2 separate regions of the Homo sapiens genome follow, and region 2 is linked to region 1. Evidence: read pairs that join two places in POLR2A ChIA-PET (ENCODE). Cell type or tissue: HepG2. All regions are shown on one strand.

Region 1 (5,000 bases):
TGGCTGTCTTCACTCAATCCAGTGAAGCAAATTTGTGACTTCCTCAATTGTCTCTATAGATAATGTCACTATTGTAGAACCTAAGATTGATATTTTGATACATTTTTCTGATTTTTGCATTCTGGCAATTGACTTCACCTGGACCCATGACTCATGACTTAACCAATCCTGTGGTCTCCCACTCAGAGGTGGACTCAATGCATGAGGACTGTTTTCACACCCCTATAATTGCCTCCCCAACCAATCAGCAGTACCCATTCCCCAGTCCCATGCCTACTAAGCTATCCTTGAAAAACCCTAACCTCTGAGCCATGTAGCTAGATTAACATTAACTAAATGCTTTCTTTACTACAATGTCACAATCTCAGTGAATTGGTTTTGTCTAGTCAGTGGGCAGGAAGAACCCATCAGGTGATTACACTTGTGAAACAGCACACTTGGGACACATAAATCTCATCAGGGTTACAGTTTTCAGGAATATGCTCAAAGTATACAGTCTAAGCAAATGTAACTGATGTTAACCTAAAAGAAAAAACTGAAGGAAACTTAATATAAGCAGAGTTTATTTGGGCCAGTTTTGAGAATTGTAACCCAGAGGGATGGATTCAAGTTTGCCCTGAATGTGTGCTCCAATTAGCAGCAGTTACAAGTGAGTTTTTAAAGGAAAAAAGAGGCAGTTCCTAAATTGTTTACCAAGAAGTTACATCAACGTAACATAAGCTTGCTATACATTGTTACAACATAACTTGCTATACATTGTTCTTTGCATCACAAACTCCAGGCATGTGAGGATAATGAGTGAGGCAGCTAATAAGGAATGAAATGACTTTAAACAACTGCCCCTAGGCATGGCGGGAGGTGGGTGGTAAGAATAAAGTCTCACACTCACATCTCTCTGGGCCTAATAAATTCTACATGCCTCACACAGCTCAGGCTGCCCTGAGCTATTTTTCTTTTCTTACAGGATCACAGGCTGGGAAATGTTTAGGTGGCGCAGCTTCTCTGGGCTTCCCAGTTTCCTTAAGAGGTTGGTGTTCTCTGTAGGATAAGATCCCGCCAGGTCCCTGGAAACCCCAAGTGGAAGCTAACAATCCTCTTATACCTATAACCACACCACTTTGAAATTATTTTATTTCGTGTTAAGCTTGCAAAGACTGCTTTTAGCAAGTTGTGTATTTGGATTTGGAGTCTGGGTCCTGGGTAAAATTTCTTAATAGGCCACGGTGCCATCTACCAACACTGTGTATGGGTTATGGAATAATCAACTGCATTACACATCTGTAGTTGTATTGCAACCATAATACATAACAAGAACTAGACTGAGGGCATGTACTGTCTGTTACCACCAATGTTGGGAAAGTCTGACCACATAAACAATGGATCCTAAGGATATGGCTTTGGGCTGGACCTTGAAATAAAGGTAAAACATTGACAAGAGAGCACCAAGGGGGCAGGCATTCCACCTGCCCTGTTCTCCAACTTACCCCTAATGCCTGACACAGAGTAAGCTCAGCTTTGAAATCTACTGTCAACCCTGAGCTGGGAAAATCTATTCCAGTGCCAATATCTTAAAGTGTGCTGTTGAGTAAACCTGTAGAGATAGCTTATGAACAAGTACACAGACAAAAGACCCATAGATTTACCATCTTGTTTCTGTTTGGACCTTAGTACAAGTGGTTAACTCTCCAGACAGTAACATTGTGTCAAGATATAGAATATAACAGAGAATCCAAAATTGTAGGTGTCATAAGAATTTTTTTTTTTTTTTTTTTTTTTTTTTTTTTTTGCGATGGAGTCTTGCTCTGTCACCCAGGCTGGAGTGCAGTGGCGCCATCTCGGCTCAGTGCAAGCTCCGCCTCCCGGGTTCATGCCATTCTCCTGCCTCAGCCTCCCGAGCAGCTGGGACTACAGGCACCTGCCACCACGCCTGGCTAATTTTGTGTGTGTGTGTGTGTGTGTGTGTGTGTGTGTGTGTGTGTGTGTGTGTTTAGTAGAGATGGGGTTTCACCATATTAGCCAGGATGGTCTTGATCTCCTGACCTCGTGATCCACCCGCCTTGGCCTCCCAAAGTGCTGGGATTACAGGCGTGAGCCACCGTGCCCAGCCAGTGATTTTTTAAACTATAAAAATTTGAACAAGATCCATTCATTGGACTGAGAAAATTTCAGTCTAATTTAAAATCCTTTAGAATTTTTAGTTAAGTTATAAACTTTCGGTTCAGAGATCCCTGTTTTATTTCCTTTATGTCACAGCCAGCATAATGCCATCTAAGTAAATGCATACATTTTTTAACAGTGAAAAATATCTAAACATTGTGGGGCAAAATTATGAGACACTGTATGAGACACTGTAAAAAATTTATTTCCTATATATTTCTTCAATTATTTTGTATCTCTACTATGTGAAAGCCAAAGTATATTCCATTCTGAGTTCTGAATTTCTGATATATCATTTAAAATGTCATTTTAATTAAAATCCTAAAACTATCCCTTGAATCGAGAAGTTACAGGCAAGTAAAAAGTTAAATTTAAAACAACAGCATTGAGTAGGATGAAAGAGGCTTCTTTTATATTCCTTCCTTTTGACATCCCATGAGTATAATGCCTCTTCCAAGGATTCTTCCATTTCTAGTAGATTAAAATGTATTTCACATATCTGTTTTCTGGTATGAATATGATTTCTAGTAAACATTTTTTTGTTCAATCACTATAATGGAGAGGATAAATACAAAAATTTCACATTAAAAGAATCTATAGAAGTTCCAAGTCTGGTTCCAGACCATTCTAAATACTAAAGAATATATATGCCTGTCATTTGTTTTTACCTGGAAGTATGACTAAATATAATTAAAATACCAAGAACAAGGATATAGGTCACAGATCAGAAGTGTTTACTCTATGAACCTGAAATGAACTTTGGATTCTTTTGCCTTTCAGCATTACAGCTGTGGTTAACTGTCAACAACCCTCGGACTCAGTTTCATGTCTGCAGAGAAGCACCATCGCCCATGATCCTACCCATCCTCCACACACAAAGCCACAAAGGAAAGCAGCCAGAGTTCTGTACGTATGTTTTATTTGAACATCCACATTTCTTAGCTTAGAGACAATTATATTCCGTACACTTTTCTTCTCTCTCTCTTACAATATTTAGACTGGCCAAAAACCAGGGAAAATGTCCTTGGACTGCAGTCATTATAAAATTTTACTTAATGCTTATGAAAGCACTCATGTGAAAAGCTTCAGCATGAAGTGTAATCACCACATTCAGTTTCAAAGTTCAAATGCCCATTCCTATGATGGGTAAACACCTACCATAGCGCAAAGAAGGAGAGTGATTGTGGGTAATGACAGAGGAGGAAAAGTGAAGGGGGTAACAGCTTCTCCCAGAGGAGGGGGTGGTCCCTGTTCCATGCCCATCTTGTCTCCTTAAACAGGAACAGCCAACAGGCCTACCAGTCCTTGTACTCTATGCAGCTACTTCCCCTGCTGGAAATGAGCAGCTGCCTTCTTCTCCCTAAGGTTTGTCCTCTTTTATCTGATTCTTGGAAACGTTTTTTTAAGTTTTGCCAGGTTCTTTGTTCTTTCATGAATGAACTGATGGAAATTTTCTATGGAAGTTACTTACCTCACTTAAGAAGCACACAGCAGCTCTCGCCTATAATCCTAGCACTTTGGGAGGCCAAGGCGGGGGGATTGTCTGAGCTCAGGAGATCAAGACCAGCCTGAGCAACACAGTGAAACCCCATCTCCACTAAAATACAAAAAGCCAGGTGTGGCATGCGCCTATAATCCCAGCTACTCAGGAGGCTGAGGCAGGAGAATTGCTAGAACCCCGGAGGTGGAGGTTGCAGTGAGCCGAGATCATGCCACTGCAGTCTAGCCTGGGCCACAGAGCGAGACTCTGTCTCAAAAAAAAAAAAAAGGACTGATGTGAGGCATGACAGTAGAAATCAGGATAGGCTGGAGGCAGTGGCTCGAGCCTGTAATCCCAGCACTTTGGGAGGCCGAGGCGGGCAGATCACAAGGTCAGGAGATCGAGACCATCCTGGCTAACACGGTGAAACTCCATTCTCTACTAAAAATACAAAAAATTAGCCAGGCGTGACGGCAGGTGCCTGTAGTCCCAGTTACTCGGGAGGCTGAGCCAGGAGAATGGCGTGAACCTGGGAGGCGGAGCTTGCAGTGAGCCAAGATCTTGCCACTGCACTCCAGCCTGGGTGACAGAGCATCTCAAAAAAAAAAAAAAAAAAAAAAAAAAAAAAGAAATCAAGATAAATAAAGGTTTCACTTTGCATTTGAAAAGCTAAGAACAGCCTTTATTGGAGAAAGTAGGATAAAGACATTTCCATATATGTTCATGGGAATTTACCATTCAAATTTACCATTCAAACTGGGGGAGTAGAGATCAGTCACTTTTGCCATCTTATCTGTTTAAAACTCTTTCAAGAAAAGAAAAGAAAGGAGGAGTCTCTTTCAAGAAAAGAAAAAAAGGAATACTGTGTAAGAACCACAGAAAAAAAGCTAAGTAGGAGCAGATGTGGGTGCTCTTTCCTTAACAGTCAGCATAGAATGTAGAGACTGACATTTTCTTTAAGAACAGATTATTATAACTAAGCAAGAAAAAGTATGTGTACATAAGTTGGTCACAGTGACACTTGTAGAAAATATAAGTAGCTGTAAATGGGAAAATGTCAAAAATGTTCCATCCAAGGAATGTTAGAAGGTCCCTTCTTTGCCTTGCTCATCTGAAAAGTTCCAATTCACCCTACAAGCCTTAGCCCCAAGGCTGGGAAGCCACTGCCTCTACTACCAAGAAGCATCCAGTGTCTCTTTTGTGCAGCCTGGCACCCCTCCTGTGGCTTCATGATAACATCTATCACTCTTTAGGGATCATTTACACTTCTGCTGTCTCTTCTCCCTAAGACAGAGAAAATTGTCACTTGTTCTTTTTTGTATTCTTGGCGTCCAGCAAAGGGAACAGACATCTATCCATTTAA
Region 2 (5,000 bases), 130 kb after region 1:
GGTGTAAGATCAGGTCTTCCAGCTCATTCCCTGACAGCCAGGGCCGCAGCTCAGCCTGGAAGAAGAGCGTCAGGCTGGCTGAGGAAGCACTGAGAGAGAGGAATCTTGTAGTTTTCTGTTATTTCCATTTGTATTTTTTCCGATTTCTGGGCTTTGAAAATCTGCCAGAAAAGCCTGAGAACAGGCTTAGGAGCCCTTTTGGCAGCACCCTTAGGAGTTGTTAGCCAAATGCTCCAAACTGCTATCCTGATCACTGAGACTTGTCTGTTGGGAGAAGCTCAAAGATATTCTTTCAGCCAAGATAATTAGTTTAGCAAAAGAGAGCCATTGTGGTTTAGAGAGCTCACCATTGATTACTAGGTCGCGATAAGGATTGTTCTCTCCTTTTCTCCCTCATGAGACCTTAGATAGTAGAGTACTTTCGACCTTGTGCAATAGATATCCTCTTTTCCATTGAGGATAATGTGGGCAGGAAGGGGAGGGAGGCAGGAAGAGGTAAATACCCATTGTACCACTTTTCAGCACTCAAGTTTACACCATCAGCCTTCACATAAGCCACAGGCATTTGCCCTTCTGTAGAGTCAGCAGGAAAGCGTGATGTTCCTAAGGCGAGCTATGGCCCTCTTGGAATGCACAGACACTTTTTTGTCCAAATAACTTGATGACAAAAACTAGCCAAACCGATGAAGTTCCTTTTTAAGATATTTTCCTCCTTTCTTACCCTTAGGCATTCCATTCATAGTCATTGCAGGAAATTTAGAAAATACAGGTAAGCAAAAAGAACACAGTTAAATTAAAACCACTCAAAATACCACTATGCAGAGGTCATTACCATTAATATTTTTGTACAGATTCTTCAAAACTTGTTCTATTCAAATATAAACAAACAAAAGTTACCTCTTTTTTAAAAAAATAAAATTGGATCAAATTCTACCTATGGCTTTGTGACTTGCTTTTTACTTAACAACATATCAAAAACAATTTTTCATATAAAAATAGAAATTTATCTTATTTTACTGCTCTATCAATATATGGTGTCATCATGTATTAATCAGCCCCCTATGTCCAACCTTTAGATCATTCCTCGCTTTTCACTATTACTTTAAGCAACATCACAACAAGTATCATTCATGCATTTTTGAGCATTTGCCAATTATTACTTAAAGATAAATTGCCAAAGCTCAAGCCAGCTCATTATTAAAGCTTTGAAACACTGCCCTTGTGAAAGATTGTATTCAGTAGCAGTTTCACCAGAGATGTCGAAAGCACCACAAAGCCCTTTTACAGGAGCAGAGCAAACCAATGAGCCCAAAAATAATCTCAGGAGAAGGAGGAGGCAGTTTCATTGCTTTTCCAGGAGACCCCGCACTGGGATTTTTACAGTTCATGGATGATGACGTAAACAATTGTTACTCTGTTGCCCCCACCCCAAACTTGTAAAATGAGGCAGTAACAGAGGGATTATTATCACCGAAGAGTGGAGAGTCCAGGGGTTTTCTGAGAACTCATTGCTAGTGCTAAGGCAGCAGAGTAAAAGCCAGCCTTGGGTGTAAAATCTTACCTACAGTTGTTGGTAAACGCTGATGCTTCGGAGATGCAGAATTTATTAATCTAACACTTAAATTGCTCTTATGTGCAAGCCACTCTCCTAAGTGCTTTAATTTTGGATTATTTAATTTTCATAATAATGCTATAATAAAGCAGATATCATTTTTATCTTCATTTTCACAAGAAAAGGTTAAGTTCCTTGTTAGAGTTAGCTGTAGAGTCCATGTGTCTAACCACAAAGCAGCATTGCCCATCAGAGGATGTCCCTAATCTGACTAAGAGCATCCTCAACTACCCCTACATACATGGGGTAATAAATATTCAACTTTCCAACCAAGCAGGAAGCACCACTGACCAGTATCGCCATAGTAAACACAATGAAAACCAAACTTTGCACACAAGAAGTCACTTAATACCTGAAATACCTAGAATAAGTATAGATAACAACATGTTCCCTATACCTGGTTTAGCTCTGGTTTCATTTGCCACTTATTAATTTTAACTATTTATTTTCCTGAGAAGATCCAATTTTTTTCTCAATAAATCATAATTGGACTATTTAAGATTTTATACTTTTCAAAGCCCTTGACATCTCATTTAATTCCCCAAACAACCAGTTTGGAAGGTACTGAGGCTCAGAAAAGCTGAGTGACTTGTTTGTGGTCACTTGGTTAGATAAATAACAGAGGCCAGATATGAACACATGTCTTCTAACTGCTACTTCCCACTCCATCATAATCCACTTATCTCTGTAAGTTTGCAACAGGCATTGAAACCAAGCAGAATGTGAGAGAGTGTGCTCATATGTCAAAAGACATAGGTAGGTAGGTAGACACACCACAAACACACACACACACACACCATAACATTGCATGTATTTGGAATTCAACTATCTGGTGAGCTCACCTTCCAGAATTCAAGACCATCTGATCTATTTTTTCTCACTTCATTAGTATCCTAAACACTTGTAGTATTTTACCACGACTCATTTTTACATGACTGTTTCCCTCTCTGAGACTGTAAGCTCCCGCAAGGGCTACACCAAGTCCTCATTGAGCCATGTCTGGTTCAATGTCTGGTATGTAGAAAGGATTCAGTAAATATTCATTGATTGAGTAAATAATGGGATGAATGAATACTTGCATCTAAGAAGGCAGCATAAAATGATTTGACATAGCCAGTGTTCACAGCATGAAGCTCATAGGAGCTTGCTGTAGATTTGTTCTTATACTCTACAACCACAAGTCTATTAATAGTTTTTATTGTATTAAGTAACCTGTTAGATGATTTCCAAATCAACCTGTGTTGGTTTGCTAGGGTTATTATTACAAAATATCACAGACTATGTGGTCTAAGCAATAGAATTTTATTTTCTCACAGTTCTGGAGGCTAGAAGTCCAAAATCAAGGTGTAGCAGGGCTGGTTTCTTCAGGAAGGATCTGTCCCAGGCTTCTCTCTTGGGTTGTAGATGACAGTCTTCTCCCTGAGTCTTCAGGTCATCTTCCCTCTGTAATTGTGTCTAAATTCTCTCTTCTTATAAGGACACCAGTCATATAGGATTACAGCTATCCTAATGACCTCCTGTTAACTTAACTACCTCTGTAAAGACCCTACATTCAAATACAGTCACATTCTGGGGTATTGGGGTTAGGACTTCAACATATGAATTTTGAGTGGAACACAAGTCAGCCCATAACACCATCTCTGTGAGACAAGTGAGAAAAGTGACAGGCAGGGCTGGTATAGGCAGTCACACAACAGCAAAGTGAGAAGTGACATCCAACAACCTGAAACCAGGGGAGTTAACGGGGCCGGGGCAGCGGGGGCAGGGGTGACAGTGAGAACACAATAAAGACCAAGAACAAAATATTTAAAAAAAAAAAAAAAAAACCAGGCCGAATGTGGTGGCTCATTCTTGTAATCCCAGCACTTTGGGAGGCTGAGGCGGGCACATCAATTGAGGCCAGGAGTTCAAGACCAGCCTGGCCCACATGGTGAAGCCCCATCTCTACTAAAAAAATGCAGAAAAAATAAGCCAGGTGTGGTGGCATGGGCCTGTAGTCCCAGCTACTCAGGAGGGTGAGGCACGAGGATCGCTTGAACCCAGGAGAGAGAGGTTGCAGTGAGCTGAGATTGCACCATTGTACTTCAGCCTGGGCGACAGAGTCAGACTCTGTCTCAAAAAGAAAAAAAAGAAAGAAAAAGAAAGAAAGGAAGAAAGAAAGAATGAAAGAGAGAGAGAGGAAGGGAGGGAGGGAGGGAGGAAGGAAGGAAGGAAGGAAGGAAGGAAGGAAGGAAGGAAGGAAGGAAGGATCTACTTAAAAAGACTGAATTCCTAATGGCTCCAGTCGTCCTTCATAACACATCTCAAAGTGAATTACCACAAATCATAGATTTGAAAATGAAAAACTAAAATATCAGATAGTCCAAAAAATAGGTGCAAATAGCAGAAATAGACATATTCTATTCTTTACTTTTTTCTGTTAGTTTTTCTTTGCCACCCACCTTCTAGGACAACTGCTTAAACATCCTGGAAGACTGAATCACCACGTGTAAGGAAATCCAGGAGTACTGGTTTCTTGGAAGTCTTGTAGGTGAGTCATATATCATAGATTTGCCTTTAACAATTTCATTTGGAAAAAAGTTTTCACATTTCCCAAATCTACAGTACGTCTGTTAAGCAGACTTAAAGTTAAACACGATGAAATAGTACATAGCTTGTTAAAGCTGGAAAGTGTTATATTGTGTGCTTTTTATAGCAAAAGATATTTTCACTTCATCATGTTGCCTTTTCGTATTCTTTTTTGAAACCACCACTATCATCAATCGTTGTAGTAATTAGTATTAATAATGCTAACTGCTCTAACAAATCTACCAAAGACAGGTAAGCTTCAAACACAGCCACATAGAGTATTTTGGTTGTGACAGGTTGGTTCTTCCCTTGGCAACCTTAACGCTTTCATGTTTGGAAACTGACCAAGTATGAGGATACATTCTGTTACATGCAGATGACTCTTTTTATGTTGGATACTTCCAAATTATTTCCTGAGTATATTAGGAGATTTGAATTTGGTCTAGATTTCTTGATGTCCCTGAAACCTCTTCATGGGATTCTTCAGAGTAGGCCAGGGTCTGTCTGGATAGCTACAGTTGTTCCAAAGGGTTCAATTCTACTCCCCCTTTGAATAGCCAAGAGTTTCTACATCTGTAAAATAGCATTTACCTCATAGTATAAAGGAAAGGTTAAATGAAATAATGTATGCAGAGCACTTGGTACAGTGCTTGGAAATAGGTACAGATAATAATCAATACACAGACTATGACCCTATACAAGCAGTGCTAGAAGGATACACATCCTGATATTAGTGGTGATTTGTTCTGCTTGATGGTACCATGAATGCTTATTTCTTTTGCCTATCAATATTTCTCTGTTTACAGTAAATATTTATAGC

What was found. Peaks named below come from ENCODE experiments on the same cell type or tissue, not always from the same donor. Only the 100,000 strongest peaks of a DNase experiment are listed, where the experiment ranks them.
Region 2: POLR2A ChIA-PET joins it to region 1 with 14 read pairs; 4 of 35 experiments call an interaction of 5 or more read pairs at or near these places.

Annotation. Positions count from the first base shown.
Region 1 is chr6:131,893,215-131,898,214 of GRCh38, reverse strand. It overlaps ENPP1 (ectonucleotide pyrophosphatase/phosphodiesterase 1), which reads right to left. Exons shown (of 25, transcript NM_006208.3): 25 at 3,060-5,000. Among named protein-coding and RNA genes, the nearest start is that of CCN2-AS1, 6.2 kb to the left of the region's middle. RefSeq lists a cis regulatory region at 2,911-2,924 and an enhancer at 2,846-2,990. In HepG2, no CTCF peak of the experiment used is centred here; DNase peaks (open chromatin) are centred at 1,404, 2,954 and 3,284; H3K4me3 peaks cover 672 bases.
Region 2 is chr6:131,760,776-131,765,775 of GRCh38, reverse strand. No RefSeq gene overlaps it. Among named protein-coding and RNA genes, the nearest start is that of MIR548H5, 29 kb to the left of the region's middle. In HepG2, no CTCF peak of the experiment used is centred here; DNase peaks (open chromatin) are centred at 465, 1,245, 1,905 and 2,615; H3K4me3 peaks cover 69 bases.